Regions from separate parts of the Homo sapiens genome. Here region 2 is linked to region 1. A link is an interaction called in ENCODE POLR2A ChIA-PET data of the cell type or tissue named here. Cell type or tissue: PC-9. All regions are shown on one strand. Links, peaks and the distances in the headings refer to the core of each region. The heading gives the core; the rest is flanking DNA. Region 1 overlaps HTR6 (5-hydroxytryptamine receptor 6). Region 2 overlaps TMCO4 (transmembrane and coiled-coil domains 4).

What was found. Peaks named below come from ENCODE experiments on the same cell type or tissue, not always from the same donor. Only the 100,000 strongest peaks of a DNase experiment are listed, where the experiment ranks them.
Region 2: POLR2A ChIA-PET joins it to region 1 with 5 read pairs; 3 of 35 experiments call an interaction of 5 or more read pairs at or near these places.

The regions. Positions count from the first base shown.
Region 1 is chr1:19,671,141-19,675,661 of GRCh38, forward strand. All of the region lies in intron 1 of HTR6 (5-hydroxytryptamine receptor 6), which reads left to right. Among named protein-coding and RNA genes, the nearest start is that of HTR6, 8.5 kb to the left of the region's middle. In PC-9, for the core only: no CTCF peak of the experiment used is centred there; no DNase peak of the experiment used is centred there.
Region 2 is chr1:19,756,317-19,760,506 of GRCh38, forward strand. All of the region lies in intron 6 of TMCO4 (transmembrane and coiled-coil domains 4), which reads right to left. Among named protein-coding and RNA genes, the nearest start is that of TMCO4, 42 kb to the right of the region's middle. In PC-9, for the core only: no CTCF peak of the experiment used is centred there; a DNase peak (open chromatin) is centred at 2,175.

The DNA of each region.
Region 1 (4,521 bases), core at 281-4,280:
GGAGGGATGCTTCACCCAGCAAACATTCAAAATCTATTATTCACTGTGTATGTTTGAAGATGAAAGCAAAGCACTCACACCAAGCCCTAAAGTGAAAGGCTGGAGGGGTCTTCATGGGTTGGTTAGGCCAGCGCCTTACTTCTAAGGCAGAGTGACTCAGGGGCCTCTCAAGCCAGAAATGTGTCTGTTCTAATCCCCCCGCTTTCTGGAAAGCCCATTCTCTTGGTTTGAACGTGACGTGTGCAAATTCTGCCTCTGTTCCTGCTTTCAAATCCACTCGGCTCCTTAAGTAAGCCTCCTGCAGGCCGTTTTCCTGATTGCCTGGTGAACGGCCTGCACTTTGGGAAAATGCATCTGAGAAATTGCATTGGCCCTCCTGGGTCACCGCCTCTTTCTTCCCACCAGAGCTGGCCTGGAGGTGGAGGCCCCCTCAATGTTTGGACCTAAAGGAAGTGATGAGAATGAATCAGATGTGGGTGTCTTGGACCCCTTCCCTTTTCCTGTGCCCAGCCCCACTTAGCCTTGGCTTCCTGCCCCATTCCACTCTCTAGCTTCCCTGCAGAGGGAAAGGAGCTGGGCATAGGTCTCGAGGCCCCAGTTCCTCTGGGGTCAGAACATGGGAGCTGGTCAGCCTTGAGCATTTCATCCCCTCTCCATATGTCTATTTATGGAAATGGGCTTTTAAAAGGCCACTGGTTGGCTTAGTGATTTCCACTAGGTCTTCCCACCACCTCAGGGCTGGGAGGAAGGGGTCCTGCTTAGCACTGTGGCTGGGAGTGTGGGCTGGGGATGGAGGAAGAGCCGTGGGGCAGAGTGAGGAGCTACCAGGGCAGGGGAGTGTGTGTGTTGGGAGCAGGGTGGAAGGTGGGGGCCTGGATGTGGGTGGCACTGAGCCATCCTTGGGAGATTGTGGAGGGTCCAGGGTGTTAGGGGCAGTTTCAGAGATGCAGCATGGGCCACTGGCTTGAGGGAGAGCCCAGCAGGAGAGGCCCAGCCTCCTCCTCTTCCTGGCAGGATTTCTGGGTCTCTGTGGTCCATAACCTCATCCCATCTCTACACCTCACCTTCCTCCCCACTCCCATCCATCCTTCTCTCCTTCAGTTCCCATGTCTTCCTTCTGTGTGCCCCGTCTTCCCCTCCCCCTTCTCCTGTCCCATCAATTTCTCCCGCTTTTCCTCCTCCCCCTCCTTTTTTCACCCTCTCTCACCCAACTAAGCGTCATTCTGTCTTAGTGATCCATCTTCCCTTCCATCTCTGTCTTTCCTCCTCCTCAGAGGAGGAGGCTGTGATCACAGAAATATCTGTGAGGGGGAGGAGGGGGCCGAGCCAGGGAGAGGCTGGCAGAGTGACACTGCCGAGCATGGCAGGCTTGGCTGCTGCTCAGAGCCAGGCAGCCTGGTGCAGCCAGGGCTGGAGCAGGAGCTTGGGGGTCTGGCTGGTTAGGGTTCAAGCCCTGCCTCTTTTGCCTCATAGCTGGACGATCTTGGGCAAGGCATTTTACCTCCTTATGCTCCAGGGGTCATGACATCTATCACACAAGTCTGTTTGAAGAGTCAATTAGATAATATACATAAAATACCAGGCACATAGTAAGTGCTCAACAAATTTCAGCTAGGCAGTGACTCACAACTGTAATCCCAACACTTTGGGAGGCCAAGGCAGGAGGATTCTTTGAAGCTAGGAGTTCGAGACCAGCCTGGGCAACATAGCGAGCTCCTGTCTCTAAAAATATATATAAAAAATTAGCCAGGCCTGGTGGCACATACCTTTAGTTACAGCTATTCGAAGAGGCTGAGGTGAGAGGATTGCTTGAGCCCAGGCAACAGAGCAAGACCCCATCTTTAAAACAACAACAATAGTTGTTCGTGCCTCTCTTTTCCTGTTGTTGGTAAAATATGTTTCTGGGGAGCTCACCACCTTGACCCTTTCTAGGGAAAAACATCACTGCTGTCACCAGCACCATCACCATCATTATCAAACAGCTGAGCCAGAGACTAATAATAATGACAACAATAGCTAACACTTCTATGGGACTTCCTATGTGCTGGCACTGTTCTAACTTTCAGTGTATTATTTTATTTTATCCTTATTATAATCCTATGAGGTAGATGCTATTTTAGTGCCATTTTACAGAACAGAAAGTGGAAGCATAGATGAAGTAACTTGCTTAAGGTCACTCCACTAGTTTGTAACAGAGCCAGGATTTGAAACCAGGCAGTCTGGCTCCAGAGTCTGTCTTGTAACTCTCACACTATGATCAGATGATGGTAACAAAATTTAATTGTGGGCTGGGCGTGGTGGCTCACGCCTGTAATCCCAGCACTTTGGGAGGCCGAGGTGGGTGGATCACCTGAGATCGGGAGTTTGAGACTAACATGGAGAAACCCCATCTCTACTAAGGTACAAAATTAGATGGGCATGGTGGTGCACACCTGTAGTCCCAGCTACTTGGGAGGCTGAGGCAGGAGAATCGCTTGAACCCGGGAGGCAGAGGTTGTGGTGAGCCGAGATCGCGCCATTGCACTCCAGCCTGGGCAACAAGAGCGAGACTTCGTCTCAAAAAATAAATAAATAAATAAATAAAATTAATTGCACAAAGGAATACATAAATACACTTTAAAAATTCAACAATAGGGATGAAGGAAAAGACCTCCAAATTCCAGCTAATCACCTTTCACTCCCAGGGACATGCATCAATTTAGGATATGTCCTTCTAGGTCTTTTTTTTTTTTTTTTTTTCTGTTAGGACAGAGTGTCACTCTGTCACCCAGGCTGGAGTGCAGTGGTACAACCACGGCTCACTGCAGCCTTGACCTCTTCTGACTCAGGTGATCCTCCCACGTCAACCTCCGGAGTAGCTGGGGCTACAGACGCACATCACCATGCCTGGCTAATTTTTGTATTTTTTGTAGAGATGGGGTTTCACCATGCTGCCCAGGCTGGTCTTGAACTCCTGGACTCAAGCAATCCACCTGCCTCGGCCTCCCAAAGTGCTGGGATTACAGGTGTGAGCCACTGCACCTAGCCCTTCCGGGTCATTTTCTATGTGCTTATGTATTTATACAGGTACTTAAAGAAACTTGGTGCTTTGTGTTGGATATTGTTTTTTAAACAAATAGGATCATGCTGTATCTATTACTTTGCAACCTGCTATTATAATTTAATAATCATGGAGATCTTTTCATTTGATTGATTCATTCTTTTAAAACATCTGTGTAGTATTCTGTAGTGGGAATTCACCGTGGTTTATTTAAGCCACTCTTCTCTTTTTTTTTTTTTTTTTTGAGACAAACTCTCACTCTGTCACCCAGGCTGGAGTGTGGTGGTGTGATCTCGGCTCACTGCAGCCTCCACCTCCTGGGTTCAAGTGATTCTCCTGCCTCAGCCTCCTGAGTAGTGGGACTACAGGCATGCACCACCACACCTGGCTAATTTTTTTATTTTTAGCAGAGACAGGGTTTTGCCATGTTGGCCAGGCTGGTCTCGAACTACTGACCTCAAGTGATCTGCCCACCTTGGCCTCCCAAAGGGCTGAGATTATAGGCGTGAGCCACTGTGCCCAGCCTAAACCACTCTTCTTTTGATGGACATTAAGGCTGTTTCCAATTTTTTCCTATCACAAGTAGTGCTGTGGGACACATTCTTGGATATGTGAAGCGTGCAGACATGAATGTAGGTGTTGGCTGGAAGCTGTATGTGTGATTGTTGGCTGGAAGGGCCCTGGATTGTCCTTCAGGAAGCTGCCCTCTGACACTGATACAGAAGGGAGATGCAAACGACAGGACATGGCCCCAAGGGGCTGCGAGGTGCTTATGGGGGAGAGAGAATCCAGAAGGGTGATGCCAGCATCAGCCAGATGCCGGGGTGTGGACTAGTGACAGCCATTGGCTTCTGCTCCATGAGGGCCTCTTGCTGACAGTGGTGGGGTTTCTGTAACCCCACCTGACTGGGCCCATGGATGCCGTCTCCAAAGGTGGAAGCAGCTTGGTGAAGTGGGCAGAGTGGTGTTCCTGAGGCCAGAAATGATGGAATCCCTAACTCAACTCTTAACTGCTGTGTGACTTCTGGCAAGTCATTTTGCCTCTCCGAGCCTCAGTTGTCTCATCTGCAAAATGGGGATGACAATGCCTACCTCTCATAAAGACTGAATGACCTAATGACTATCAAATGCTGATGTGTAGTAAGTGCTCGAGAAATGGGGATGATAATGCTGATTTGTTCAGGGCCACTCAGGTTTTGGTTGGAGGCCTTGTACTGGAACAGTGTGACCTTGGGAAGGGTAGAGTGTCCTCTACCCTTTCTGAGCCTCAGTTTCCTTCTCTCTTTCCTCTTCCCTGTGTTCTTGAGTCAACTCTCTGGAAAGCAGAGGAGAAAGAAAAACCTGGAGTTGTTCCCAGGGAGACTAGAAAGGGAATCTCAGTTCATCTTCACCCCATTCTCTGGAGCTCCTTCCCCCAATGATTGACCTGAGATATTCCCCCTAGTGCCTCAGTTTCCCCCATGCCCTAGAGCTGTGATAAG
Region 2 (4,190 bases), core at 191-4,190, 85 kb after region 1:
CAGCTGTGAAGGAGATGATAAAAATGGATGCCCAAAGACATTGCTGGTGGAAGCATGCACTGGTATAAACTTTCTGGAGGGCAACTGGACAATAAGTATCAACAACTTAAAAAAAAATAATCCCCTTTGCCCCAGGAATTCCATTTCTGGAATTGTAATCTTAAGAAAACAACCGTAAATGCAGATGATATTTAGTAAATAAAGGCAGTATGCTGTATTTATAATATGAAATTGGAAACAACCTGGAGATTTCCAACATCAGGAAATTAGTTGAATAACCCACACCCATCCAGCCGAAAACCAAGGGGCCATAAAAAGTGATTCCTAAGAAAAGTATGTAATAACTTTCAAAAATAAGTTCTTACCCAGAAGAATTTATGGCTAAGATAATTTATGGCTAAGTGGTGGTGCGTGCCTATAATCCCAGCTACTTTGGAAGCTGATGGGGGAGGATCACTTGAGCGCAGGAGCTCGAGATCAGCCTGGGCAACATAGCAAGATCTCATCTCAGTAATTGAAAAAAAGGAATAAAAAAGACACAGTTCTGTTTGCATATTATAAATAAAGAAAAAAGGGAAAATAAATGCTTATATAATGAAACAAAATTTTTAATGCATAGAAGAGTGACTTGATAATACGTCATGGGGTCCCAACTAAGAAACAAAACAAAAAACAAATACCACACAGGAAAAAAAAGTGAAGGAGGTCGGGCGCCTGTAATCCCAGCACTTTGGGACACTGAGGTGGGCAGATCACTTGAAGCCAGGAGTTCGAGACCAGCCTGGCCAACATGGTGAAACTCCATCTCTACTAAAAATACAAAAATTAGCCAGGCGTGGTGGCGGGGGGGGGCGCCTGTAATTTCCAGCAACTTGGGAGGCTGAGGCATGAGCCACTGCACCTGGCTGACAATTCAAATTTAGCATCTTACGGTTCTGAAGGCCGGATATTCTAAAATCACAGTGTTAGCAAGGAGAGAATCTGTTTTCTTGCTTTTCCCAGCCTGCTTTCCTTGGCTTGTGGCCCCTCCCTCCAGTCACTCCAGCCTCTGCTCCCATGGTCACATGTCCTGCTCTGACTTAGATCCTCATGTCTCCCTTTTATGAAGACCTTGTGATTGCATTAGGCCTATCTGGAAAGCCCAGGATAGCTTCCCCATCCCAAGATTCTTAATGTAATCACACCTGCAAAGTCCCTTTTGCCATGTAGGGTAACATATTCACAGTTGCCAGGGATTAGGATGTGAACATCTTTGGGGGCCATTATTCCATCACTTAACCCTTGACCTGGCTCAACCATCACCTCCTCTCTGAACCCTCTCTGCATCACTCCTTCCTTTGGGGGTCTGTGATCGCTTACACAGACCTCTCTCTCAGTATCTTCCCCATTTGATTGTACTCATCATATCTTACTAGACTGTAAGCTTAGTCATCTGTTTTTCCAACTGCTGTACCTACCTGGGGTGTGACAATAAGAACTCAAAAAATGTTTATGCAGTGAATGAACCAATGAATAAACTCTTCCGAATTTTAGGTCAAATTCTTTGTGACTCAAGTACTATGACATGCTTCCAAATTGAATGTTTTTGACAGAGAAAATCACAAGGACCTGGCATTCAGCTACTCCGCACTCACCTTCCCTGTGTGCCCTGGCCCTGTGAAGACACAAGTTGTCTAAAACGCTAATTCCCCAGTCCAGCTGCCTATTAGCATGACCTGAGAAGCTTGCCAAAAATAGGGTTTCCTGAGTTCTGGTATAGGGGACCCTCCTTTCCCTGGCCTCATGTTTCCATGTGAGGGACCATTTACCATGACACAGTCCCTGAAGTCTTGAAGTTTGAGGTTTCGGCTTCTGCAAAAGAAATCAGTTCCTTCCTTGACCCAGGGTCCCCAGAGTGAAACAGGGTCTCTTGGGGCTGCCCTGCTGTCTCCCAGGATGAGGAGCTGTCTACGTGCTGGGGACAGACACCACATGCTGTGGCTTGGGGTTATTAGATTCAGTAAACTTCCATGGAAAAAAGGAGCTCCTTCCTTCCCCCATAGGAGCAAAGACTACTGTGCCCACGTGATAATCGGGTTGTAGAAATCAAGCTTTGGCCATGATGATTAATTGGTGGCAATGATAATTAGTTGCTAATACATACTCCACTGGTCAAGGCTGCAGTGATTCACCTTCCAGCATGCAGGCTGCTGGGTGCATGTGTGATTAACATTCCTGTGGTAATCTCAGGCACGGGGCTTTTGTATCTTAGCCTTGTGTATAGGTCATTTCAAGGACTTGGTGGCAGGGATGCTGGTCTTGGAGCCAGGGTTCGTAGTTTAAGGCATGTTCCTTCTGGAAGCTCTAGGAGCAAATCTCCTCGTCTAGAAGGCAGTAGGGAGGGGCAGAGTCCTGGGCTACCCAGGATATTGGCATTCTCTGGCCCAGGCTCTACTGCCAACTTGCCAGGGGCCAACTTGCTCCTTGAGAGCCTGTCCCAATGAAAGGTGCCCCACAGGCCAGGCGTGGTGGCTCATGCCTGTGCCTGTAATTCCAGCACTTTGGGAGGCCGAGGTGGGCCAATCACTTGAGGTCAGGAGTTCAAGACCAGCATGGCCAACATGGTGAAACCCCTTCTCTACTACAAAATACAAAAATTAGCCAGGTATGGTGGCACACGTTTGTAATCCCAGCTACTCGGGAGGCTAAGGCAGGAGAATTGCTTGAACCTGGGAGGCAGAGGTTGTAGTGAGCCAAGATCATGCCACTGCACTCCAGCCTGGGCAACAGAGAGAGACTCGGTCTCAAAAAAAAAAAAAAAAAAAAAAAAAAAAGTGCTCCATCCACCCTGGGGCTCAGACCACAAGCCTGGGCATTGCTCTTAGTTCTTGTTTCCCTGTCCCGACATGTAACCCAACAGCTGATGCTGACAGCTGCACCTGCAAAACATATCCTGGGTTTGACCACTTCACTCCTTCTCCACTGCCACCGCCACAGCCACAGCCCTCGCTCTCCAACCACCAGCCGCCTCACTGCTCTCATCTTTCACTCTTGCCTCTGCACTCCATTTGCCAAACAGCAGCCACTGAGCTTCTTTAAAATCATCAATCCGGTCATGTTCTCTCCCTGGCTTAGAGCTCTCTGACAGCTCCCCAGTGCACTTAGAATAAAGTCCACATTTCTTTCCATGGTCTGCAAGACTGCACATTATCCAGCCCCTTCCTGCCATCCTCTCCGACCTCACCTTCTACCCGGCCCTGCTTCAGGCACCAGCAGCTCAAGAAGCCAAGCTCACGGCTGCCTCGGGGCCTTTGCACTCGCTGTTCTTGATATCTGGGAAGTTCCTGCCCCAGATCTCTGCTCAGCTGCCCTTTCCCATCAGTCAGGTCTCCACTTAAATATCACTTCCTTAGAGAAGCCAGCGGCTCCTGAATCAGAACAGCTCAGCCCCCAGTCACCCCATCTCCATTACCCCATTTCCCTGTATAGGTTTATTGTCTGGCTTTCCCCATTGGAATGTCTGTCCCACAAGGGCAGCGACATTTACTTTGTTCCTTGCTGTTCTCCCAGTGCTTGGGACAATGCCTGGCAGTTAGTAGGTGCATAGTTAAGATGTGTTGAGTCATGAGCTGACCAAAGTTCTCTCTTGCCTGCCAGGGTTCTGTGCTGTGGCCACCTGCCCCAAGCAGCACAAAAGACCTTTCTCTGCCTCCCACCTCCACTGAGACTCCCTCTCCCTCTCTAGTACCCTCCAAGTCCTGCTCCCCCAGGGGACTAGGGGAGAGTGGATTAATGGGTTAAGGCCTCTCTCCTCCTCTCAGTGGGGTCTTCTCTTACAGTGGTGAATTATTCTTAAATGTCATATAGTCTTTTTTTTTTCTTTTTTAAGAGATGGGGATCTTGCTATGTTGCCCAGGCTGGTCTCAAACTCCTAGCCTCAAGCAATCCTCCCACCTTGGCCTCCCAAGTAGCTGGGACTACAGGCACATGCCACAAATATCAGAGGCTTGACTATGCCTGGAACACTCAGTTCCTTCCTCAAATGTCACCTTCTTGGAGAAGCCCTCCCTGACCCAGTCCACTCCTTCCTAGTCTCTTACCATGAGTTATTTCTCCGTATCTTTTTCTTTTCTTTTCTTTTTGAGACAGGGTCTCACTGTCACCCAGGATGGAGTGCAGTGGTATGATCTTGGCTCACTGCAGCCTCAACC